Linked DNA regions of Homo sapiens: region 2 is linked to region 1. A link is a loop called in an ENCODE intact Hi-C map of the cell type or tissue named here. Cell type or tissue: MCF 10A. All regions are shown on one strand. Each heading gives the region's core, and the rest is flanking DNA. Links, peaks and the distances in the headings are about the cores only. Region 1 holds the start of CREM (cAMP responsive element modulator). Region 2 has its middle 350 kb from the start of ANKRD30A.

Evidence for each region. Hi-C counts contacts between places; a loop is a spot of excess contacts. Peaks named below come from ENCODE experiments on the same cell type or tissue, not always from the same donor. Only the 100,000 strongest peaks of a DNase experiment are listed, where the experiment ranks them.
Region 2: a loop joins it to region 1, with 6 times the contacts of the local background. A loop is called at or near these places in 5 of 110 quality-filtered maps.

What each region holds. Positions count from the first base shown.
Region 1 is chr10:35,120,648-35,133,539 of GRCh38, reverse strand. CREM (cAMP responsive element modulator) reads right to left here and starts at 6,694. Exons shown (of 8, transcript NM_183011.2): 1 at 6,347-6,694. It also overlaps a transcript of CUL2 not described here. RefSeq lists an enhancer at 5,657-5,726 and silencers at 6,087-6,226, 6,287-6,806. In MCF 10A, for the core only: a CTCF peak has its summit at 6,627 (motif pointing left); DNase peaks (open chromatin) are centred at 5,859, 6,439, 6,739 and 8,839.
Region 2 is chr10:36,773,060-36,785,951 of GRCh38, reverse strand. No RefSeq gene overlaps it. Among named protein-coding and RNA genes, the nearest start is that of ANKRD30A, 350 kb to the left of the region's middle. In MCF 10A, for the core only: a CTCF peak has its summit at 6,500; a DNase peak (open chromatin) is centred at 6,521.

The sequences.
Region 1 (12,892 bases), core at 3,147-11,146:
ATTACATGAGGTCAGGAGTTCGAGACCAGCCTGGCCAACATGGTAAAACCCTATCTCTGCAAAAAATACAGAAATTAGCCAGGCACGGTGGCAGGCACCTGTAATCCCAGCTACTTGGGAGGCTGAGGCAGGAGAATCTGGGAGGCGAAGGCTGCAGTGAGCCGAGATTGCTCCATTGCACTCCAACCTGGGTGACACAGTGAGACTCTGTCTCAAAAAAAAAAAAAAAAATCTGCTTTTGGACTAGATATTACAATTGGAGATAACTATGACTTACGGGAAATATTAAATTAAGAATTCTTTATAAGACACTTGCCAAACAATCTAAGTTCTTACTCCACTTTCAAAAACCCAAAAATGTAAACTGTAAATTATGCATTATTGAGATGGTTTCTAAAAGAAAGGCTAAAAAAGAAAAAGAATAAGAAAACCTGAAAGCACTGCAACTAGCATACTCAAAAGAAAAAGAAAAGAATGTGGAACAAAAGGTATCATACCTTTTACAGAAGCAGGAAGAGAAAGAGAACAGAGAAATACAATCTGTTTATTTGGTTCTGTGATGAAGCAAGGTTTTAGTTCTTTGCAAAAGTAGATATCCATAGGTTAACTGTAATTTAAGTAGCAAGAGCAATAAAGTTTGAAAGATAAAGGAGAATATGAAGCTCATATTGTAAAGTTGGTCCTTCTCAACCAAGTCGATTAAAAAATTAAGAGAAGGTGGGACTAGTTATAAGAGAAATAATTCCAAACAGCCATATAGCTGCAATTGACGGGGATGAGACTATGGTTATGCATTTTAGGGGAAGATGAGTACAGGAAAAACAATGGGAGAAAGCAGTACCATGAAATTACACCATTGGTCTTATACTCTTTATGAAGCAAAGTAACAGTAACTTTCAAAAAATAATCTTTACGCTTTCATGTAAAAACAGAATAGCCAAGAGGGATACTCGTAAATAAATATTCCAAACACTTGTAAATGTCTTTAATATTTCAAACATGAATTATACATAAATTCACGAGGCTCTCTAATATAGATTCACGGCTACTCCAATTTAATTGCCTGAGACACCTGTTATTATTTAAGTAATCTTAACTCTTTACTAAAATCACTAAAGGACTAGCTATTCAGTAAGTGTCTCTTTTTCAATTCATTTCCCACATGCTGCCTGCTTTTGGCCATTTCACAGTAAATGAACTACAGAATGGGCTGCTGAGGAGGAAATGAAAAGTGAAATTCAAATAATCATGGCCTGTCTCCATCCTTTCAAACACCTCCCTCCCCCGCCACCACCACTTCATGTGAAACCAATTTTTTTTTCTTTTTTTTTTTTTTTTGAGACTCAAGTCTCGCTCTATCACCCAGGATGGAGTGCAGTAGCACGATCTCGGCTCACTGCAACCTCCAACTCCCGGGTTCAAGCGATTCTCCTGCCTCAGTCTCCTGAGTAGCTGGGATTACACGCGCGAGCCACCATGCCCAGCTAATTTTTGTATTTTTAGTAGAGACGGGGTTTCACCATGTTTGGTCAGGCTGGTCTCCTGATTTGCCCGCCTCGGCCTCCCAAAGCACTGGGATTACAGGCGTGAGCCACCGCACCCGGCCAATGTGAAACCAAATTTTTAAACTTTTGAAGGAGTTACTTGCTTGACTAGAATCACTGTAAGGTTGTTTTGTTTTGTTTTCAATAGCATGCTTCTTTACTGCACATTAAGTACATCTGAAAACACATATCTACGTATTAAGTATAAATGTATTAACTACTAGATAGTAAATCTGACAAAGGAGATAAACTACCTGAATTAGCTTAAGATCAGAAAAAAGAATTTTACCATTATTTTACTTACCTAGATTGGTCCTATCTTACACATCTGAACAAAACCTGTATCTTTCTAAGTGCAGAAACATGCCTAATTTTACTCCTCCAGAAATTTTAAGAGTAAAAACATTCCAAGCACCCATATTCAGTAATGTGGGTCTTTATGTGTGATACAGTTGTCATAATTCCAAAGTGGATACTTTCACCATAATCAGTGCTAAGATATAAATTCCAGTTAAAAACATTTCTAAGCCAAAAAAAAATCATTTTTTGTGCTATCAATAAAAAAATTGAGATTAAGAATATAAACAAAACTATCTGCTATTTTGCTATTCTAAGTTGGATGATTTAAGTCTGCTATGTTTAAAAAAACACACAAAAAAAAACCTTTACTAAGATAACTTTAAAGACACTGAGTTTATTTTGTGAAATTCTCAGGGAAAATATTAGCATCACATTAGCTCCACTCTTAAACGTTCACAGGATTTTATTAGTATCTTGATATTTAAATGGCCTGGTTATACTACTGTTTAGAAAACATGCACAAAGATGTTTCTCATTTGTGGAGATCTGAGAGGCTTCAAAAAAGTCTGACAAGAGGATGAGTTGCTAGTAAGGTTTTCTTAGAGGTAAGCATCCTTCCTGACCAACGAGATGGTTATTTAAGCAGTCTTTAAGCAAAACTACCATATAGTTTTATAGCCTATGCATTTCCTCTACTTATAAAAACTACTTCACACACACGTTGCCAGTAATTTCCTCTATCACTCCTAGGAAGGCCTGTCATGAAATGTGCAAATAGATATCATTTTACTTTGTAAACCTTGCTATAACTGAATTAGTTATGCTTCACTTAATAATGGGGATACATTCTTAGAAATATTAGGCAACTTCATTCTGCGAACATTGTAAACTGCTCTTAAACAAACCTAGATGGCACAACCGACTACACACCTATGCCAAATGGGATAGCCTGTTGCTCCTAGGCTACAAAACCTGTACAGCATGTTACTGTACTATATACTGCAGACGATTAGAACACAGTGGAATGTATTTGTGTGTCTAAACATACCTAAACATAGAAAAGGTAATACTCTGCCCTCTGACATTAGGACAGCTAGGACATAACTAGGTAACAGGAATTCTTCAGCTCCATTATAATCTTATGGGATATATGTGGTCCATCATTGAACAAAACATCATTATTCAGTGCAGTAAGACTTAAGGCATTTCCATAAGTAGTATCAAGAAAAATTTCCACTAATGATATCCTTAGGTTTTCTTCTTTGTTCTTGCTTATTCTCTACTGGATATACAGTATCAGAAAATGAAAACCTATGAGTAAAAGCATTTATTCTTAAGAACAGCACAGTCTTTATTGTGGAGTTCCCATTGCAAAAGACATTTAAAATGTATTGTCTAAAAGGAGATTATTAACATAATTATTTAAAATGTTCATTTCTACCTATTGTGTAATGAGATACATTTTTCCAAAAAAAATTTTTTTTTTTTTTTTTTTTTTTGAGACTGAGTTTGGCTCTTGTTGCCCAGGCTGGAATGCAATGGCTTGATCTTGGCTCACTGCACCCTCCGCCTCCGGGGTTCAAGCAATTCTCCAGTCTCAGCCTCCCAAGTAGCCACAATTACAGGCATGGGCCACCATGCCCGGCTAATTTTGTATTTTTAGTAGAGACGGGGTTTCTTCATGTTGGTTAGGCTGGTCTTGAACTCCTGACCTCAGGCGATCCGCCTGCCTCAGCCTCCCAAAATGCTGGGATTACAGGCGTGAGCCACCATGCCCGGCCTAAACTGGATTTTTAAGTTCCTGTGTTGATAATATCAAAACTGTATTCAATGTACAATAATAACTATTTTCAAAGCTGACTTTTACATATGGAATCCATCCATTTACTTAAGTAGAAACAATAAAATTCGGTATTTCAGGCTTATTTCCTTATCAATCAATGTTGGTAAGGAAATATAAAAATATCAATGGTTGTAAAACTGCTCTAAAAAATAACGTCTCTCAATCGTTCAGCTATTAAGTGTTTGCACTGTTCAGTTTTATTTTAAGAAGTCTATCTAAAAGGAACAGGACATTTGAGAGCTTTTCAGTAAGAACATCCACTTAAACAATAAACCTAGCTCAATCTTCTGGCCCAATACTTAATTTGCAGGGAATACAACTTGGGAGAAAAAGGATCAGAAATATATGTCTATGTTGGTAAAGATTCAGTCAGGATTCCTTATATATGTTAATAATTCAAAACTCTTCCCTACTTTTCATGAAATGGTCATAACCCTAAGCAAGATTTTGTATTTTGATTAGGCAGTGACTCACCTGAGTAGGAAACTGGAATACAGCCTATTAACTATGGATTCCAGAGTTTAAAATTCAGGAAGAAGAAGTAAATTTCATTAACTTTCAGGGACAATGCAAAAACAAAAAGACTAAAAATAAAAATGTCCTATGTTTACGCATTCAATAAAAATTTATTCATATACTGTCACCAAAATATGTACACAAAACATCACCGTAATTACAACTTCGCAATCACCAAAATGATTCCATATCCATCACCAATTCACTGGGAAAGTAAGTGTTATATTCATCTATTTACAGATTCGCCAAAGTTGTGTGAATACTGACAATGCTTTAAGTGTTTACTCATTCAGGATCAAAACCATTTTAATATATTTGTTAAAGCTGTGTTGGGATCAATACATAGTTCTTTAAACATCAGTTTTAATACTTAGCATTTATTGGCCAAAACATATTGTGTGCAATTTGCCTTCCTTTGGGAAAAAAATTACTTTAGATTGAAAGACTTTAAGACTACTATGACTTAGGAAGGGAAAGTTTATCCAAAAAAAGAATCAAGACTAGGAAAAAAAGGCCGGGAGCGGTGGCTCATGCCTGTAATCCCAGCACTTTGGGAGGCCGACGCGGGCGGATCACGAGGTCAGGAGATCGAGACCATCCTGGCTAACACTGTGAAACCCCGTTTCTACTAAAAATACAAAAAATTAGCCAGGCGTGGTGGCGGGCGCCTGTAGTCCCAGCTACTCAGGAGGCTGAGGCAGGAGAATGGCGTGAACCCAGGAGGCGGAGCTTGCAGTGAGCTGAGAGCGGACCACTGCACTCCAGCCTGGGCGACAGAGCGAGACCCCGTCTCAAAAAAAAAAAAAAAAAGACTAGGAAAAAAACGTGGCGCTCAAAGCAAAAAACAAAAAAACAACAAATAAAAAACAGCGTGGTTTATTCATGTAATCTGATGCAATGTTCACAGCGGACCTCTCACTGTTCAATCTAGATCTTTGTTTCAAGGGAAAGGTACACCCTCATCTGCCCGGCAAATTAAGTAGAAAGGAAACTGAGTCACGTACGTAAGCCACAGTGTTAAAGGAGCTCTTTCAATTTCAGTGACACTTTGAGACTGGCCCTGTAAGTCCCAATTTCTTAAAATGTGATTACAAACTCACCGCTGCTTCACTGAGCAGCATGCAGGAAACCCCTAAGTGATTTCAAACTCAGGTATCTGATATACAAATAAAACGCAACAGGATCAAGAAACATGCTGAGGCCAGGCGCGGCGGCTCACGCCTGTAATCCCAGCACTTTGGGAGGCCGAGGTGGGTGGAAGGTCAGGAGTTCGAGACCAGCCTGACCAACATGGTAAAACCCCATCTCTACTAAAAATACAAAAATTAGCAGGCGTGGTGGCGCATGCCTGTAATCCCAGCTACTCGGGAGGCTGAGGCAAGAGAATCGCTTGAACCCAGGAGGCAGAGGCTGCAGTGAGCCGAGATCATGCCCCTGCATTCCAGCCTGGGTAACAGCAAGACTCCGTCTCAAAAAAAAAAAGTATGTTTAATAATGTGTTTATTCCCCAGATTCAACAGGCTCTGGAAACCTTACCAGATGGCCCTAAAAAGGCAAGACTCAGGCAGAAGGGAAAATGCGCCTTCCGAGAGCGGTCGCGGCTCTGCCCTTCCCACTCCGGAGACTGCCCGCGCCCGGGACCGAATGACTCAGCTGCGAGGCCCTCCGGCCCAGGTTTTGGGGGAAAACGGGCTGCGTCCGCTTTCGTCTAAACTGCGCTCGTAAAGTGGGGCAGAGGCGCTGGGGGCACTCAAATCCGAGGTCCTTACTTCTGGATTCCTTTTCCTTTTCCGAGTTAAACCGCTCCCCTGAGCCGCACGGCTCTCTCAGGGAGGATTTTCCAACTCGTCCCAAGTTCGCGAGGAGGCAGGCGGGTCCCGGGGCAGCTGAGCGCACGAAGCGGGCGTGGGGCGGCGAGCCGGCGGCCTCGGGGGCGCCGAGCGAGGGGCCGCGTCAGGTGAACTCGCGGCTGCCCCGCCAGTCCTTGGCCCGGCCCCGGGGTCCCGGCCCGCCGCCCACGGCTCCGCTCGGCCTCTGCTGCTCCACCGCACCCGGCTCCGCTCCGCCTCCTGCCTCCACCTCCACCTCCTGCGCCGCGTCGCCCGCTGCTGGGTCTCGGGGCCGGAGCCGACGCACCACTTACCCGCCGCAAAGGGATTTACGTAGCGGACCTCGTCACTGATTACGGACGCGAGGAGGTGGAGACGGCGAGCCCGACCGCCGCTCAGCAGCGGCGCCGCCGCCCAGCAACCCGGAGCCGGCAGCGGCCCCACGTAGTCCTCACGTCAGCTGTGATGCGGTAGCCGCGGCCTCCCTGCCGACCCCGGACCAAAAGTAGCGCTGCAGCCGACCGAACCGCGTCCTCCCGCCCCGTCCTCCCCTCCCCCACGCCGGGACGGCCTCCCGGGGGAGGCCCCGAGGAAAAAAATCCAGGCTCGAACTCCGCCCCCTGCCGGCCGCCAGCAGGAGTGAAGCGCCACAATCCAACAATGAAATGGAACCGGGGAGGGGCGGCGGGAAGGTGCGGGTCAGGGGGCGGGGCCTAGGGATAGGGAGAAGGAAGGTCAGGGGGCGGGGCCAAGAGGAGGAACTAGCCTGGAGGTGGGGCGGAAGGTAGGGGCGGGGGCAAGGCTGGAAACCGGAAGCTGCCCGTGCCGCGCCGCGCGTGCGCCAGAAATCCAATGACTTGTCAGCCAGAGTAACGGCTGTTGTCAGGTCTTCAGGGTCTCGAGGTCGGTTTCTTCCTAACGCCGCCAACCCCAAGCTAAGGTCCGCGAGCGTCTCACCTCTGTCCAGGCTGGGCTGCAGTGGCGTGGTCTCGGCTCTCTGCAACCTCTATCTCCCCAGGCTCAAGCGATCCTCCGGCCTCAGCCTCCTGAGTAGCTGGGACTGCAGGCGTGCTTCTTCTGACTTCTAAAAGCTATCTACATACCTTGACTAGTGGCCCTTTTCCTCCATATTCACAGCCAGTCACAGCTGGTTGAGTCCTTCTCCAAAAGAAGCTTGAGCTCCTGAGACAATTCACCTGCTTCTTAGGGTCATTTATTGCAGTTTATCCCAGTATTTGACTGGAAATGGTCCGCATGCTGGGCCCGCTGGCTCGGGCCTGTAATCCCAACACTTCGGGAGGCCAAGGTGGGAGGATCGCTTGAGCCCAGGAGACCAGCCTAGGGAACACAGTGAGACTTCATCTCTTTTTTTTTTTTTAGATTAGAAAGGTCGGCCGGGGGCTCACGCCTGTAATCCCAGCATTTTGGGAGGCAGACATGGGCAGATCACCTGAGGTCAGGAGCAGCCTGGCCAACATGGTGAAACCCCATCTCTACTAAAAATACAAAAATTAGCTAGGAGTGGTGGCAGACGCCTGTAGTCCCAGCTAGTTGGGAGGCTGAGGCAGGAGAATCGCTTGAACCTGGGAGGTCAAGGCTGCAGTGAGCTGAGATCGTTCCACTGCACTCCAGTCTGGGTGACAGAGCGAGGCTCCATCTCAAAAATAAAAAAAGTAATGGGATATCAGGAATAAAGAATAGCAGCATGGTTATAGAGTACAGTAGGTCCTCACTTAACGATAGGTTCTTAGAAATCATGGCTTTAAGCCAAACAACTTACAGCAGGTCCACAAAAAAATTTTCATTCAGTGTTGTTTTCATTTCGTTATAATATTGATGATAACAAAAATCGGTTTCATTGTACGTTGTTTCACTGAAAACCAGTTTCTAAGAAGCTATTGACAATGTTAAGTGAGGATTTATTATTTCATATCAGTTACTGTAGTGTCAGAGTGTTTTCATAATTTTCACTGAGCAGGACTTAATCTAAATCCAATCTGAACCTTTGTTCAAATCTAATTTTCGTAGGTCAAAGGGAATGTATCCACAACAATTGTCTCTGTAACAGGAGTTCATATGAATCAAAAAGAATCAAAGGAATGGCAATTTCTTATTTGCAAAGTATTTGCTCTACGGTTTCCTTTCTTGCCAGTATTTTACTCCCATATGTATGTAGTCTTAATTATAAAGTTCAGAAAGCACAAACCATATTTTTTTGTTCATCTGTTTTTTTACAAAGATCAATACTGGAGGTGAGATACACATACTTACAAGCCCATCAGTTCATGGCCTCTGCTATACCCTTGCTGTAAGATGTAATAGACTTAAAAACCATGCAGTTGGATCTGGGTTTAAATGTATGCTTGTTAGCTGTGGGCAAGTGTCATATCCTCTTAGGGGAAGCATAAGGTTTTTAAATGGGAAGAAAAATAGTACCTACCTGTTAGGATTATTGTAGATTTTAAAAAATATCTGCCATAAGATAAATACTTAAAAACCTACTCATGTTTACGTTAGTCCAGTGTCTAGCTTTTGGGGCTCCTCACCTAGGTGATAGTTAATTCTCTGTTGGGGAGGGACAACTAGGTCACCTACTTTTCTGAGAAAATACGGGCTGTCAGTCACACCCTTATATTCCCTCCTCACTTCAAAATATCTTAAACTTTCCCTCCCTTTCTGGGTCGGGAGGAGCACCTCTTTTTCCTCTCCGAATCCAACTGTAAGTTAGATGTCATTTCTTTCCCATATCAGATCTTGCTCAATTACCAAGAGTCATACCTACAGCCTTTTTCGTCCTCTTGGCTCCTTTCCCTACAAATGTGTTAGTATCGTGCCTCTTGAAAACTGTTGGCACTGCTAGCCCTATAAGGAAGGCCACAGAGTTGCCAATTCCGGGTTGCACATTTACATTTCATTTTTTGCCCATTTGCTTACTGTTCCATCCCTTGCCATCCCCTCACCTTCAGATTTCTCAAGAGAAGAAGGCAAGGCAGGGGTTGTATTCACTTCTTCACCACCCATTTGTTTGTTATTTCCTGCCAAATTTTTGCCCTCTTCCGTCTCTTTTTTTTTTAATTTAATTTTTATTTTTATATGTAGACATGGAGTCTCTTGTCCAGGCTAGTCTGGAACTCCTGGGCTTAAGCAATCCTTCCACCTTAGCCTCTGAAAGTGCTGGGATTATAGGCATGAGCCATTGCACTTGTCTGTCGCCTTTCTGATGACTAAATCTGACCACTTTTTCTCATTTTTCATTCTACTTGACCTATTTTCCTCATCAGATACTACCAATGACTACTGCCTTATTTTTTAAATGTATTTACTTAGAGGCAGAGTCTCGCTCTGTCACCCAGGTTAGAGTACAGTGGTGCAATCATAGCTCATTCAGCTTCAAGTACCTAGTCTAAAGCGATCCTCCCACCTCGGCTTCCCAAAGTGTTGGGATTACAGGCATAAGCCTGCCACTTTCTTAACATAGTCTCCCTCCTGAATTTTCATGATACTTGGCTCTCATGGTTTCACTCATCTTTGTCTCCCTAATGTAGACAGTTACTAATTTTCTGTCCTTGGACATCATCTTCTATACTGTCCTCAAACAGTATTTTCTTTAGTTATCTAATCATACCCAATTTTTTTGAAAGATAATTCTAAAATTTATACCCAAAGCTTCCAACTTCATTCATTAGCACCAGGTCACATTTCCAAACACCTGACAGTTCTCACTTACATGGCCCATGAGCATTTCCAACTCATAGGTTCAAAACTACATGTCTTGTCTTCTTCCCCTTTCATACCTGAATCTTGATTTTTTATTGTTGTTTTAGCAATGTTAATGGCACTTTTCAGCTCCTTGTCATCCTGCCTCTACACCTTGAAACGATTTTGGTCATTCTTCTACTCATGTCATTCAGGAGCCACATAGAAAATATTTTGAAGTGCCTGCTATGTTCCAGGCCCTATGCTAAATGCTAAGTCCTGTTGCTTTTGCCTGTAGAAACTTGCATCCATCCCTTTTTTTTTTATTCCCACTATTACCCATCTGGTACTTCCATTATAGTTCATCCTAAGTATTTCTGTCTGATTCATTTTCCTTAGATACAGCTCTGGTGATGTGATTTCTCTTAGAAAATCTACAGTGACTAGGAGGGACTGAAACTTAAGGAACAGAAGTGAAAGGAGACTGTGAATTATCTTTGGTGGCCTCTTGAATTGTGTACTGCAAGAATGCTTTATATATTTTAAAAATAAATGACATTTTAATTGAAGCAGAAACACCAGTGAGATGTTATTAGCTGACAGAGTGTAACTAAGTTTGGCATGAAGTCCTTTGTTTTGTTTTGTTTTGTTTTTTGTTATGTTTTGCTTGTTTGTAGATCGGATCTCACTCTGTCACCCTGGCTGGAGTGCAGTGGTGCCGTCACAGCTCACTGCAGTCTTGACCTCCCAGGCTCAAGCAATCCTCCCACCTCAGCCTCCTGAGTAGCTAGGACTACAGGTGTGCACCACCATGCCTGGCTAATTTTTTTAATTTTTTTATATAGATGGGTTCTCTAAAATGGGGATATTGGCCAGGCACAGTGGCCCACGCCTATAATTCTAGCACATTGGGAGGCTGAGGTGAGCAGATCACTTGAGGTGAGGAGTTTGAGAACAAACAGCCTGGCTAATATGGCAAAACCCCATCTCTACTAAAAATACAAAAATAAGCTGGGCATGGTGGCGCATGCCTGTAATCCCAGCTACTTAAGAGCCCGAGGCATGAGAACCACTTGAACCCAGGGGGTGGAGGTTGCAGTGAGCCAAGATTGTGCCACTGCACTCCAGCCTGGGCCATGGAGCAAGACTCTAGCTCAAAAAAATAAATAAATAAAATAAAATAAAATAAGGATATTATTACTACCTGCCTCACAAGTTACATGAATTAAATTAATACATGTAAAGTATATAGAACATTGTGCCTGGCACAAAATAAGCATTAAATAAATGTAAACTATAATTATTATTTTATGACTTGGCCAAGTTTGTTTGTTGACTTGTGTGAAATCTGAGAACTTAGAAGTCAAAATAAACCCCTTTGTTTTATAAATTAGAAAGTAGAGGCTGAGAGGTTTCAAAACGTCCTTTGGCTAGTAGATAGTAATATTAGGACTATAACCCTGAAGTTGTAACTTTTAACCCTGTACTCTTTCTACTAGACCACAGATCTCAAGATTTAGCATTTTTCAAATGACTATCCTATTTTATTTTACTAATTTAATACAGAGAAAAACTAGAAAATTGATTCACCTTAAAAGCATTTCTATGCAGGCCGTTTCTATTCAAACTTTAGGATTTGAGACTTACAAAGATAGTGTGCCCAATTTAAATATATGAGAAAGGTAAAAACAAGTAAGTATAATATGTGCTTGATTTATGATGTCTTTGATTTGCCATTTGGCAAAAAATGTTTCATTCTATTAGAGAGTTAACAGTTCTGTGTTCCAACATGGGAAATACCATTGTGTATGTGTGTTTACGTGCTTTTGGTTTTTGAGTTTGGTAAACTTAAACCTCTAAATCTGATGTGCTGTGTACTCAGGAAACTACTTAAAACTATCACTAAAGGATATTATAATAAAAACCCAAGCTCCTGAATTATTTAAAACTATAAGATTGCAGTCGTTAAACTAAACTAATTTTTATTTTTTTTTTTTTTTTTGAGACAGGGTCTTACTCTGTCACCTAGGCTGGAGTACAGTAGTGCGATCATGGTTCACTGTAGCCTCGACCTCCCGGGCTCAAGCAATCCTCCCACCTCAGCTGGCTAAGTAGCTGGAACTACAGACATGTGCCACCATGCCTCATTAAGGGAGAAGAAAGGCATGAGGAAAAGAGGAAGATTGTTATTGTCAATATATTTCATATTGGAAAAGGGCTCCATGCCACATTTTTGTTCTGTGGCCTTAGCGCCTCTCTCAGCCTAGTTTTCTTTAGCTGTAGAACAGGGATCCTAGTACTGCATAAAGTGTTTGTGAAGAAGAATACATTAGCTAATAACATAAAGGTTTTAATACAGTGCATATCATACAGCCTGGCCAACATGGCGAAACCCCATCTCTACTAAAAATACAAAAAATCAGCTGGGCGTGATGGTGTGCCTATAGTTGCTGCTACTTGGGAGGCTGAGGCAGGAGAATCAATTGAGCCTGTGAGGCGGGGGTTGCAGTGAGCTGAGATCGCGCCACAGCACTCCAGCCTGGGCGACAGAGTGAGTGAGACTCCATCCCAAAAAAATAAATAAATAAAGCCTATCTTCCGGCCAGAATATAAACTCCATGGATGGCATTTGTCTCAGTTAACACTCTTTCTCTAATAGCTCCTGAATTGCCTGCTAGAATCGCCTATAGGAAGACATGACATTATGGGGAATGCGTTAAGTAGCTCCCAACATGGTCATGTGCTCACACTAGGACTAAGATACTGTTATTAAATAAATCATGGAAAAATGAACTTAGAAAGGGATATGAAGGATTAGCCAGTAAGTCTCTATAAAACATAAGGGAATTATATCCATATTACCTTGTATATAAAATGCCTTATTTTTCAGCATTCTTTTTTTTGTTGTTTTTTTGAGACAGGATCTCTTACTCTATGGCCCAGGCTGGATTGCAGTGGCATGATCTTGGCTCGCTGCAGTCTCAACCTCCTGGGCTCAAGCAGTCCTCCCACTACAGCCTCCCGAGTAGCTGGGACTACGGGTGTGCATCACCATGCCAGGCTAATTTTTGTATTTTTCGTAGAGGGGGTTTCCACCATGTCACCCAGGCTGGTCTCGAACTCCTGAGCTCAAGCAATCTGCCTGCCTTGGCCTCTCAAATTGC
Region 2 (12,892 bases), core at 1,970-9,969, 1.7 Mb before region 1:
TTCAGAATTGTGAATTTGTTTTATATATATAAATTTTATATACGTAAAATTATATATATATTTTTTAGATGGAGTTTTGCTCTGTCATCCAGGCTGGAGTGCAGTGCCATGATCTCCACTCACTGCAGACTCTGCCTCCCGGGTTCAAGTGATTCTTATGCCTTAGCCTCCCAAGTAGCTGGAATTACAAGCGTGTGCCACACCAACCGGGGCTAATTTTTGTATTTTTAGTAGAGATGGGGTTTCACCATGTTGGCCCGGCTGGTCTCAAACTCTTGACCTCAAGTGATCTGCCCACCTCAGCCTCCCAAAATGCTGGGATTACAGGTGTGAGACACCATGCCCAACATAGAGAACCTACTTTTTATGAATAAATTCCATGACTTAAGTGGCAAAAACAAAAGGTTCCATATACCCACTTATATAAAAGTTAAATTTACCAAACTTTTCTTCATAATTTTTTCCACATTTGGTTCCCCACACCTTGTCCTCAGACTATCCCCCAACCAAGGACAAAATAAGAAAGAGGACAGGCTGGAAGTATCAGAAGTGAATTATAGTATTTAATAACCATTCATTAACTTTGAGTGTTTAAAATACATGCTTTCATGATTTTTGATCTGTAGAGATAAATTATTATTATATTTATTTATTTTTTTTTTTGAGACAGAGTCTCGCACTGTCACCCAGGCTGGAGTGCAGTGGCGCGATCTCGGCTCACTGCAAGCTCTGCCTCCCGGGTTCACGCCATTCTCCTGCCTCAGCCTCTGGAGTAGCTGGGACTACAGGCACCCACCATCATGCCTGGCTCATTTTTTTGTATTTTTTTTAGTAGAGACAGGGTTTCACCGTGTTAGCCAGGATGGTCTCGATCTCTTGACCATCTCGTGATCCGCTTGCCTCGGCCTCCCAAAGTGCTAGGATTACAGGCGTGAACCACCGCGCCCGGCTAGAGATAAATTATTTTAAGATTACCCTCTTGAATGTAAAGTTTATACAGATCTGGTATGTAGACTTCATCTACCTCTTGAAGTAACAACTTAGCAACTTTAACAAATCTTGGTTCCACAACTATGACCTGTAAATAAATGCAAGCTCCTATTTTGAGCACTGTGCCTAGGTAGTTTCAAATTTATGGACTCCTAAGCTATATAGTCTAATTTTACAACTACTTAAAGGCAACTCATTTCAAACGATTTCCGTCCACTTTCATTTACATCTACTAATTTGTCTACAAAAGTCTCTAAAACACACAGAGGCAGAAATTAATCGCTACAGTCAGGCTCAAGTTACATGCCGGCCAAATAGGTGTTTCATTATATTTGTGTAGGAATATGAAACCCAAGACATGTCCAGATTAATGCTGCAATTGTTATTTCCTATCTCTGAGACTAAGGAAGAACAGAGAGTCTCCCTTCATAGCAACTCAAACTTTCGAAGGATCCATTCACTTTCTGCAGCTGATTGACTCCCTGTAGACGTAATACCATTCTAAGCAAAAAAAATAGGTAACTTCACAGGTTATCCATAGGACATTCTATGTATAGTGCACTTGAATACTTCTTCGATCACGGCCCTTTTAATTACTGCATTACATAAAGGGAACACCTGGGAAAGGGCTTTAGTATCTGTCAAGATCCATTAAAGAAAATTGAAACCGGCCGGGCGCAGTGGCTCACGCCTGTAATCCCAGCACTTTGGGCGGCCGAGGCGGGTGGATCACGAGGTCAAGAAATCGAGACCATCCTGGCTAATACGGTGAAACCCCGTCTGTACTAAAAATACAAAAAATGAGCCGGGCGTGGTGGCGGGCGAAGTTGAGGCAGAAGAATCCCTTGAACCCGGGAGGCGGAGGTTGCAGTGAGCCGAGATCAGGCCACTGCACTCCAGCCTCAGCGACAGAGCAAGACTCCATCTCAAAATAAATACATAAATAAATAAATAAAATGAAAATTGAAACCACACTAGGTATTTCATTCAACAGAAGTAATTTAATTCAGGGAGCTGCTTCCATAGGTGGTAGAAAAGCGGGGAGTCAATCTTTCAGTTGTGAAGCAGTCCAGAGATGAGAGCTGCAAGGACTCAGACAGGAAACAGCATGACGAGAGCCAGAAGCCGCTGCTATCTACCCAAAGGGAAATCTACCATAGGTGCTGCCTGGTGGGAGCAAAGCTCGGACCACAATGTGAGAAGATGTTTCAGAGACCCCAGGCAGAAGAGAAGTGATAAACATTATTAGAAAATGCCCCCTGGTGCAGAGAGAAAGAGTGAGCAATACCCACGATCCTGCTCTCCTGCAGCTTCCAGGAGCTTCCCAAGTCTCTCCTGTCTCCTGTGACTGCACACCTGGAGCCCTGGCACCCTACGCTTAGCCTGGCTCCAATTTCCCGATATGTCGAGCACACTAACTTAGAGATCAAATTTGCTTTCTTTATCTGCTAAAAGACTGTATGGTTAAATTTAAATTCTTCAAATGTATTGGCTTAAATAATTATATTCATTACATATTAATGACAGTCTCAGTAAACTAACTTTCTAGCAGGAGATTCCAGGAACTCACTGACATAGAGGTGTGATGAAGGAACTAGACTACATAATGAAAAATCCCAATTTTAGGATTTAATTCGAAAGGTAAAAAACGGCTGGGCACGGTGGCTCACGGCTGTAATCTCAGCACTTTAGGAGTCTGAGGCAGGCAGATCACGAGATGCTCAAGAGATCGAGACCATCCTGGCTAACATGGTGAAACCCTCTCTCTACTAAAAATACAAAAATTGGCTGGACATGGTGGCGCACGCCTGTAGTCCCAGCTACTCAGGAGGCTGAGGTAGGAGAATCGCTTGAACCCGGGAAGCAGAGGTTGCAGTGAGCCAAGATCACACCACTGCACTACAGCCTGGCAACAGAGCAAGTTTCCGTCTCAAAAAAAAAAAAAAGAAAGAAAGAAAAGAAAGTAAAAAAAATCCTGTTTCTACTGAAATCTATTTGTTCATGATTAATAACATGTCCAGAACACAGTGTATTACAGTGCCCAGTAGTTGTGTTTCAGAATCAAACAGAAGTGGGTTTGAATCTCAGCACTACCACTTAAAAACCATCTGAACATGGGGAAGTTTCTCTACCATGCTGAGCTTCAATTTCCTTACTTGTTATCTGTCTCGGAATAATTTTATAAGGATTAAATAAATAATTCATTCTCTAAGTACAATGTTTGTATGATGCTGAGTAGACCTGGTGCAAGACATTCAGTAAATTAAACAATTACTATCATGAATATTTTAGTGATAGCAACAGTAAGTTACTTATCAACCATTCTAATATTTTTCTCACTGTGTCTTTGTTTTATAAGTATGTCCCCACTATGTAAAGGGTACTAAAATGATATCAACAATTATCTAAAATTTCTTGCAAAGATGAAAGCAAATCTCTTAGATATTAAAGAATTTACAATTTTTTTTTTTTTTTTTGAGATGGAGTTTTGCTCGTCACCCAGGCTGGAGTGCAATGCATGATCTTGGCTCACTGCAACCTCCTTCTCCCAGGTTCATCCGATTCTCCTGCCTCAGCCTCCCAACTAGCTGGGATTACAGGCATGTGCCACCACGCTCGGCTAATTTTTTTTTTTTTTTTTTGTATTTTTAATAGAGACAGGGTTTCACCATGTTGGTCAGGCTGGTCTCGAACTCGTGACCTCAGGTGATCTGCCCGCCTCACCCTCCCAAAGTGGTGGGATTACAGGCGTGAGCCACCATACACGGTCTCGCTTTGAAACTATTTTCTATCTCTCTTTCCACCATGATAAACTAAAAACTTGAATAAAAGCTTAAAAATAAAATTGGAAAATAAATAAAATGGACGTGGGAGGCTGAGGCATGAGAATCACTTGAACCTGGGAGGTGGAGTCTGCAGTGAGCCGAGATTGTGTCACTGCTCTCAAGCCTGAGCAACAGAGCGAGACTCTGTCTCAAAAAGGAGAAAAAGGAAAAGAGAAAGGATGACATGTATCAGTGCACTTGTAATGTCTTTTCCCCTCCATACCAACCCTGTGCTACCTAGCTTCAACAATATAGTATGCACATACGATAAGTACTCTGCCCTTAACTTTCTTCTGTTTTTCTCTCCCCACCTCTATATTGCTGGTGCCTGACAGCAGGTCCCCAAACACATTGTTCCAGCATTACACAACTGTAGGAAGGCTGATAAGGTCTCAAAATAGTCTCTCCTGAGTTCCTCTCATATAAAAGGTGCCAGTTGCAATTACGGGAGAACTGATAGAAATATCTGCACCTCTACAGTTGTTCTTTTAAAAAAATGTTTTTGGCCGGGCGCAGTGGCTCACTCCTGTAATCCCAGCACCTTGGGAGGCCAAGGCGGGCAGATCTTGAGGTCAGGAGATCGCAACCATCCTGGCTAACACGGTGAAACCCTGTCTCTACTAAAAAATACAAAAAATATTAGCCAGGCATGGTGGCGGGTGCCTGTAGTCCCAGCTACTCGGGAGGCTGAGGTAGGAGAATGGCATGAACCCGGGAGGCGGAGCTTGCAGTGAGCTGAGATCGCGCCACTGCACTCCAGCCTGGGTGACAGAGTGAGACTCCATCTCAAAAAAAAAAACAAATTTCTTAATAAAAACATGTTTTCCAATTTCAGATCAGAAAAGACATATAGATATAGATCGTTTTGCATTCATCAAAAAATTAGGGGAATTGATCTGAGCTTTGTGTGGTAACTGAAATAATTAATTTAATCATATATTTTATTTTATATTTTCTTCTCCAAATATCTTCTTCATGCCAGTGCAACAGAAAAGCTTCTGATAGAAAACCTAGGAAAAAGTCTTTTAATATTTTATCATATCATGTTCTCCTTACTCATTATGTCCTCGGTGAATCACATTCTACCTCCCATATATTTCACAATAGCAATTTCATTCTCTGGGATTATCAGTTATTTCCAATTATCAAGTCCCCATCATTTTAGTCTTTTTCCTTCATGGTCCTCTGCAGCATTTTATAATATTGACCATTCTCTTGAAACTTTCTTCTGATGGCTTCTCTAATACTATAATGTTGTGGTTCCATTTTTCCTTCTTAGATCTCTTCATCTTTATTTATTACAAAATTTTTACCTATGCCTAATAACCATAAGCATACAAGAAAATCACTGTAATTCAAAGAGAAAGTAGAATTTACTTTTAGAAAATGTATGTTAAAGGTATGATCCCAATTAACAAAAAAAAAAGAACAAGGGAGTAATGATAGTTATCACTTATTAGTACATATCACAAGATCGTTTATAAGCATTTCTGCATTAGTTGCTTTAGACACGTTATTTTACATCTTAAATGTCCATAACAACCATATAAAGATTATTGCGCTATGCTTAGAGATGAAGAAAATAGGCTTGGAAAATTTACACAATGTACGTGGCCAAGCTAAAACTGAAGCTATTCTGTCCCTTAGTTTTTCCACTGAAGCCCATTTCTATCAAGTATTCTCTCGGCCAGAAAGGGTAACACCCGATATATACGCCCCAATTCCTTCACCTTTGTGCACAAGCCAGCCTTACTATTCAAATATAGAACTACCCACTGAGCCAGAACATGACCTCAGATCCTTAGAGGCATAGTACTCAAGGCAGCTATTAGCAATTAATTAGAGTTGGCATTGGATGGAGCAGACCACTTAAATTTCACACAGGTCTTCTTCGTGTGTAAAATTTACTTCTTGTAACTTGCTAAAATGTTTCACCCCCATAAGTACTATCTGTTAATCACAGAATAAATCGACCCTCTTTTTTATTAAAGGCCTGAAAACGTTAATAAAAACATAACATAACTAAAATGTATTGACACTTTTCTGTGTCAAACATCTCTTGTTCCTCCAACGACTCATACTATGACAAAATATATTAAATAATTGTGCAAACCTTATTGGTATGCATCTGTTAGCTTTGCTGTTTATGGCAGTGGCTCATCATGTTATCTAGTTCCAGGCACTCTTCTTTAAAGAATCGAGTTAAAGACATTTGAATTGCCATTGAGTTGTAAGTTTTTTTTTAGAGCCTCATAAGGTAAAGAAAGAAGGAAGGAAGGAAGGAAAGAAGGGAGGGAGGGAGGAAGGAAGGGAGGGAGGGAAACCTCTTCTTTGGAAATGGTTTATATAATGAATAAACAAATAACAAACCATTTTTTATTCGATTAATATTTGGTAAGCCCATTTAAATGAACAAGCATCTTTCTAAAAGATAAGATATACAGCAAATAAATAAGCTTATTTTTAATGTAGAATATAAAATACTTCTTATAAAATGTTATGAATTCCACTCTAATTGCATGTGCCATCTTGGTGAGCTTTTTCTCTTTGCTGCTGGTTCACATTTTCAATAAGTAATTTAAGGCAAATTTAGGAAAAAAATAGGTGAGTTACTTGAAAAGCTGGTTTGTTTCCAGTTGTGCTCTTCTGGGGAGAGCATGTGTTGCCTCATGGGGTAGCTCTGTTCTGTTTTATTCCACACGGTGTCACTCTGTCCCTACCAAGGACACAATTATCTCCCAGTTTCTGAACTTCCACTGGATCTTAGGAAGAGAAGCATTTCTGAAGCACAGTAATAGGAAAAAAAGAGCCAATTTTCACAGTAAGTTTGTTGAGTAATTGTTCCCAATTGCCTCTTTTTTCAAACTTTAAATCAAATAGCACATTGTAACATAAACAGGATTGCATTACGTTGTCATCAAATTAATAGAGTAAAAATGTAATATTTCCAAAATGCTTTTACCACAAACTCACTACAAATATTCATACATTCATGTGTGCGCGTGCACACACACACACACACAATTACATATGATCATTAGAAACCAATAAAATATTTTTGTGAGTGAGAACAGACAAAAATCCCAGAAGAAAAAAATTATTGTGGAGATAAATACACTTGTATATGATTCCAAAAAGCCAACCCTATAAATGGACTAATCCCTGTCTACATCAGGGATTTTTAAATAGCAGTAAAAAGCAAAGATTCAGAGGTAACAAAATAGCAAGCTTCAGACAGTCACTGGTCAATAAGGGAAGAAGAATTGCACTTATTCTTGACAATGTGATTGGAAAACACAGGAGAGGCACAAAGTGGGAAACTCTTGAGAAGCACTGACTTCCTGTAACTGAAAGAGTTCAAGTCTGGAAAATGTAGCCACTTAGTGATAATGTTGAAGGAGACCTTCAGGCAAACAATGGTTTATTACCTCCCTAAAGTCCTTTCAGGCTCTTTTTAAGTGTGGGATTATATGCCCCAAAATATCTACATTACATCAGAAGAAACTGCTGCAGGGTCAGAAGCAGAATGGGAGAGGCATTAAAAATATATGAAGTCCAACTTCTTAATATTTTACATAAAACTGCATGCAGCTCCTGGTAGAAAAATTCTAAATTTTATCTATCTATTAATATTATTTCTCTCCGAAAGTTTGCAAGCAATTCAAAAACAGTTGTAAAATCATCTCTTTTTACTGCAGCACCTAGTCAAGTGCTAAGAACATGATAGTAACCTAACATGTAATTGTAGAATGTAAATTATGAAATCAAATTAAGGCTCAAATCCCAGTAGTACAATGCCACTTCAGAAAGTGATATGCAAAAGCATGTGAAACTCCAGGTAATGTAAAATTAGAATATGGTATAGATACCAATGTGATTGTGAGCAGGATTAATCTACTTCATTTGATTGATTGATTGAATGGTACAGTTGACTTATATTTTTAGTATAACTATAATAACTAGTGTGCTATATAGTCTTCCAATTCTCTTGTATTTATGTATGTGTTCATGTATGTGCTTGTTGCAGATTTTTTGCATATAATTAGGTCACACTATGAGTATTTTGCTGCACATTTATTTTCATACCACTCATTTAATAGTCATTTACCAAATAAACAATCAATGAAGGTCCTCTACATGTCATGCTAATTGTGAGGTATAATGGTGAATGAGATACGAGTGAAGTAAATGGGAAAGAAGACAACACCCAATGAGCTGGGTGATATGGACTGCACAGAGATCTAGGGCAGCCTGTAGAAAGGTTACCCAATCTTGCCTTTGGTTATTAGGAAAACCTTCTTGGAAGAGGTCATGCCTAAGTTGGTATTAAAAATAGAAGACATTACCCAAGATAGAACAGGAAAAGGTAAATACCTTCCAGTTCTAGAGAGAGAACAGTATGTAAAAATACAAAATACAATTAGGAAGATGACAGGGCACTATTGAAAATGTGCAGAAAGCGTAACAGGAGAGATGGGGTAGGCCGTGATGTGCCTTCAGGGCCCTGGTAAGTGTTACCATGAGGGATACGTAAAACCACTGAATTGGCACACAGGTGACATCACGCAAGTTTTGCCTTTTAGAAAGATTAATTTGACTGCAGTTGGGAGAATGGATTGGGGTTGGGCAAAACTGCAGATGGGGACACATTTAGAAGGCTGATGTAGTTCCAAACAAACGATAATGGCAGTTAAACTAAAGTAGGCGAAGAGAGGATGGCAAAAAGTGGACAAATACATGGTAAATTGGGAAAGTAGGATATGAGAGAGAGAGGGACATGTGAAACGGCTCTTACTGGAGAAGGGTTGATGGTGGGCCAGACATTGAACTGTGTAGCACATCTGGCCTCCCTTTTCCTGATTCATCAGACTGCCCGAGGATCATCACAGGGCCACCCCATGCGCTATTCTGGCTAGTCAGAGTCTAGGCTGAAAATGTCTTCAGACCACACCTTTTCCTTAACTGTTATAAAGAAACGGGAAAAAAAAAAAGGAAGGGAAAGGGAAGGAGGGACTGAAACACTGAGAGAAGAGACAAAGTGAAAAAGAAAAAAGACTAGAGAGAATTAATATAAAAAAGAAAATAAAATAATCACGTTCTGGTTTTTAATCTCAGGTATCCTATTTGAACACAAGCAAATTTCGATGAGTTGCTTGTAGTCTCCATGTTTATTTTCCTCGTTTGTAATTTTAATTTCAGAGGGGTTTTACTAAATAATATGATAATAAATGTAAGGTACCAGCACAGAGTAGACAACGAATACATTGTGAAAGAAAGAGGAAAGAGGCTGGGCTTGGTGGCTCATGCCTGTAATCCCAGCACTTTGGGAGGCCAAGGCGGGCGGATCACAAGGTCAGGAGATCAAGACCATCCTGGCTAACACGGTGAAACCCCGTCTCTACTAAAAATACAAAAAATTAGCCAAGCGTGGTGGTGGGCGTCTGTAGTCGCAGCTCCGGCGGAGGCAGGAGAATGGTGTGAACCCAGAAGGCGGAGCTTGCAGTGAGCCGAGATCGCGCCACTGCACTCCAGCCTGGGCAACAGAGCGAGACTGTCTCAAAAAAAAAAAAAAAAAAAAAAAAATTCCAACGCCCTGCTATGGATCAGCCCTGATTAGCATTGAGGCTACCTGCCCCTACTCTAACTGCTCGCCAGAAGTAACAGTAAATTCTCTTTGGAAGAAGACAACGTTACTGAGATCTGCATATTATGGTTTCTTATATGCAATGTCCAGGATTTAATCAATGTCCAGGATTTAATCATGTCCAAATTTTAATCATATCAGGACATGACTTCACACAACTGAAAACCAAGAAAAAAAATATATAATAGAAACAAACCTAAAACAGACCCACAGGAAATTCATGTGTTAGAATGTATTGCAGAGACTTGAAAATAACTATGCCTAATATGTTGAAGGAATTATTTGCCAAGGTAAAGAGATGTAGAAAACTACAGTGTTAAAAAGAATCAAATGGACATTTTGGATTTTGAACATGCAGTAACTGAACTTAATAACTCAGTAGGCAAATTTAATAGGAAATTGTATACAGTTAAAGAATAAGATTAGTCAAGTTGAAGATAGCTTAGAAAAAAAAATCTAAACTGAGATACAGAAAGCCTAAAAGATCAAAACATTTAGAAAACACCTAAGAGATACATGAGACATGGGGAAAAGTTTTAGCACATGTTTTCATGGAGCTAAAGAAAAAAGGAATGAGAAAAAAGAATGAGTCAGAAAAAATATCTGAAAAAATAGTGGCCAAGTAATTTGCAATATAAATTAAAGCAAGAATCCACAAGTTCAAGGAGAACTTCACAACTGAACTGGAATAAATACAAAGAAAACCATACCTAGACACATCATACTGATGTTACATTAATTAACTTGAGTTCCTCTTGTATAAAATAACCGAATAATCTGGTGAACTAATTTAGAAAGTGCATGATGCTGTATCATTCTTCTAAAATATTAATTTTAAATAATAGCCTCTTACACTTACATATTGTTACATGTTGTTCAGATTTTCATTCAGGTCATGTATATCTTTTTGAAGTTCTTTAAAACAAACAACTTAATTAGATTCTTCCTTTCTTTTTTTTTTTTTTTTTTTGAGACGGAGTCGTCTCGCTCTGCAGCCCAGGCAGGAGTGCAGTGGCACGATCTCGGCTCACTGCAAGCTCCGCCCCCTGGGTTCCTGCCATTCTCCTGCCTCAGCCTCCCGAGTAGCTGGGACTACAGGCATCCGCCACCCCATCCGGCTATTTTGTTTTTGTATTGCTAGTAGAGACAGGGTTTCAGCGTGTTAGCCAGGATGGTCTTGATCTCCTGACCTCGTGATCCACCCGCCTCGGCCGCCCAGAGTGCTGGGATTACAGGCGTGAGCCACCACATCTGGCCAATTAGATTCTTTTAAGTGGAAAAAAAATGTCATTATTCTCCTTACATAGATTAGGCAATAGAGCTCAAAGCATGCAAATGCTGTCTGTTGGAAAGCATTTCCAAATGTGTCACCTCTCAACTCCATGGATTAGGATTAACTAAATATGAGCCACCCACCGATCCCCAACACAAGGAAAAGTACCACTGTGTGTGAAAGAAGGCAGAAGCAACAAACAGCAGATTTAGAACTCTAAATACTCCATATATTGGAAATATTAGGTAGAGAATATAAATAACCATGTAGTAAATGTTTTTTTGAAAACTATAATTTTCAAGAGTGAGAAACCATCAACAACAAGAACTATTCAGTCAGATAAGGTTTATTTCTAGAAACACAATTTCTAGAAATAAAAAATAAAAGTTGAAATGGATAACTTGGTGGTTGGATAAATAGCAGATTAGATTCTACTTGATAGAGAATTAGTGAACCGATTTTATATCTAAAGACAGTATCCAGAATACAGCACAAATGGTCAAAGAGATGGTAGAGAGATGAAAGACAGATTAAGGGCTATGAAGGAGAGAATGAGAAGGGCTAGTATGTCTCCCAGAATGAGAAGGCAAATAGAATGGAAGTCAGACAATGTGAAAAAGAAAATGCCTGAGAATTTTCTGAACTAAAAAAAAGTCACAGGTAGGCTGGGCGCAGTGGCTCACGCCTGTAATCCCAGCAGTTTGGGAGGCCGAGGCTGGCTGATCACTTGAGGTCAGGAGTTCTTGACCAGCTTGGCCAACATGGTGAAACCCTGTCTCTACAAAAATACAAAAATTAGCCAGGCGTGATGGCGGGTGCCTATAATCCCAATTACTCGGGAGGCTGAGGCAGGAGAATCACTTCAACCAGGAGGTGGAGGTTGCAGTGAGCCGAGATCACGCCACTGCACTCCAGTCTGGGCAACTGAGTAAGACTCCAGTTCCCCGCCAAAAAAAGTCACAGGTAAAGAAAATTCAACCTATATTAAGTAGCATAAATTTAAAAATATATACACCTGAACACATTTTAATGAAAGTGCCGAATCCAAAATAAGAAAATATATTATAAAAATACAAAAGAAAAAGATAAATTGCTTACAGAGGAACAATTGGACTGAAAGCATGCTTCTCTATAAGAGCAATACAAATGAGAACATGGTGGAATAGTAAAACTGAGTGTGTTTATCATCCACACACAAACACTACCAGAAATACTGAATGAGGTATTTCAGAAAGAAAGAAACTTGGAAGGAAGGTCTGAGATGTAAGGCGGAATAGAGAGCAAAGCAAATGGTAAACATATATAAATCCAAATAAATATTATTCACATAAAATTAAAAAACGCAATGCCTACATAGCTGATGATGCAATCTTATCTGGAAAAACCTAGAAACTCCCATCAAAAAAGCTTAGATTTTACAAATGAATTCAGTCAAGTTTCAGGATACAAAATCTACCTACAAATTCAGTAGCATTTCTATAACCCAATAATAATCTGAGAAAGAAATCAAGAAGGTAATCCTGCTTACAATAGCTACAAAAGACAAATTAAAAAGCCCAAAGTAATCTTATTTAAACAAACAAACAAACAAAACCTACGAATAAATTTAAACAAAGAGGTGAAAAGCCTCTACAAGGAAAACCACAAAACACTGAAGAAAGAAATTGAAGATGACACACATAAATCGTTAGGTTTTTAAAGACAATGAAATACAAAAACAAGCAAAACAGAGTTCAAGAAATAACAAAGCAAGAATAAAACAAGAAATAACAAGCTAAGAAAAGTAAGACATATGTTAAGCTTAAAGTAAGATGGTAAAAAAATCATAATATATCAGTAATCAGTAATCACCAAAACTGTTAATGACTGAATTTGCCAGCTCAAATACAAACACTATCAGATTTGTTTTTAAAGATCATGTAATTACTATTTATAAAAGATATATATAAAACAAGAACAAAGAAATGTTGAATATTAAAGGATGAAAAAGACAGAGCAATTACAAATAAAATAAAACTCACGGAAGGCAGAGGCAGGTGGATCACGAGGTCAGGAGATCAAGACCATCATGGCCAACATGGTGAAACCCCGTCTCTACTAAAAATACAAAAATTAGGCCAGGTGCAGTGGCTTAAGCCTGTAATCCCAGCACTTTGGGAG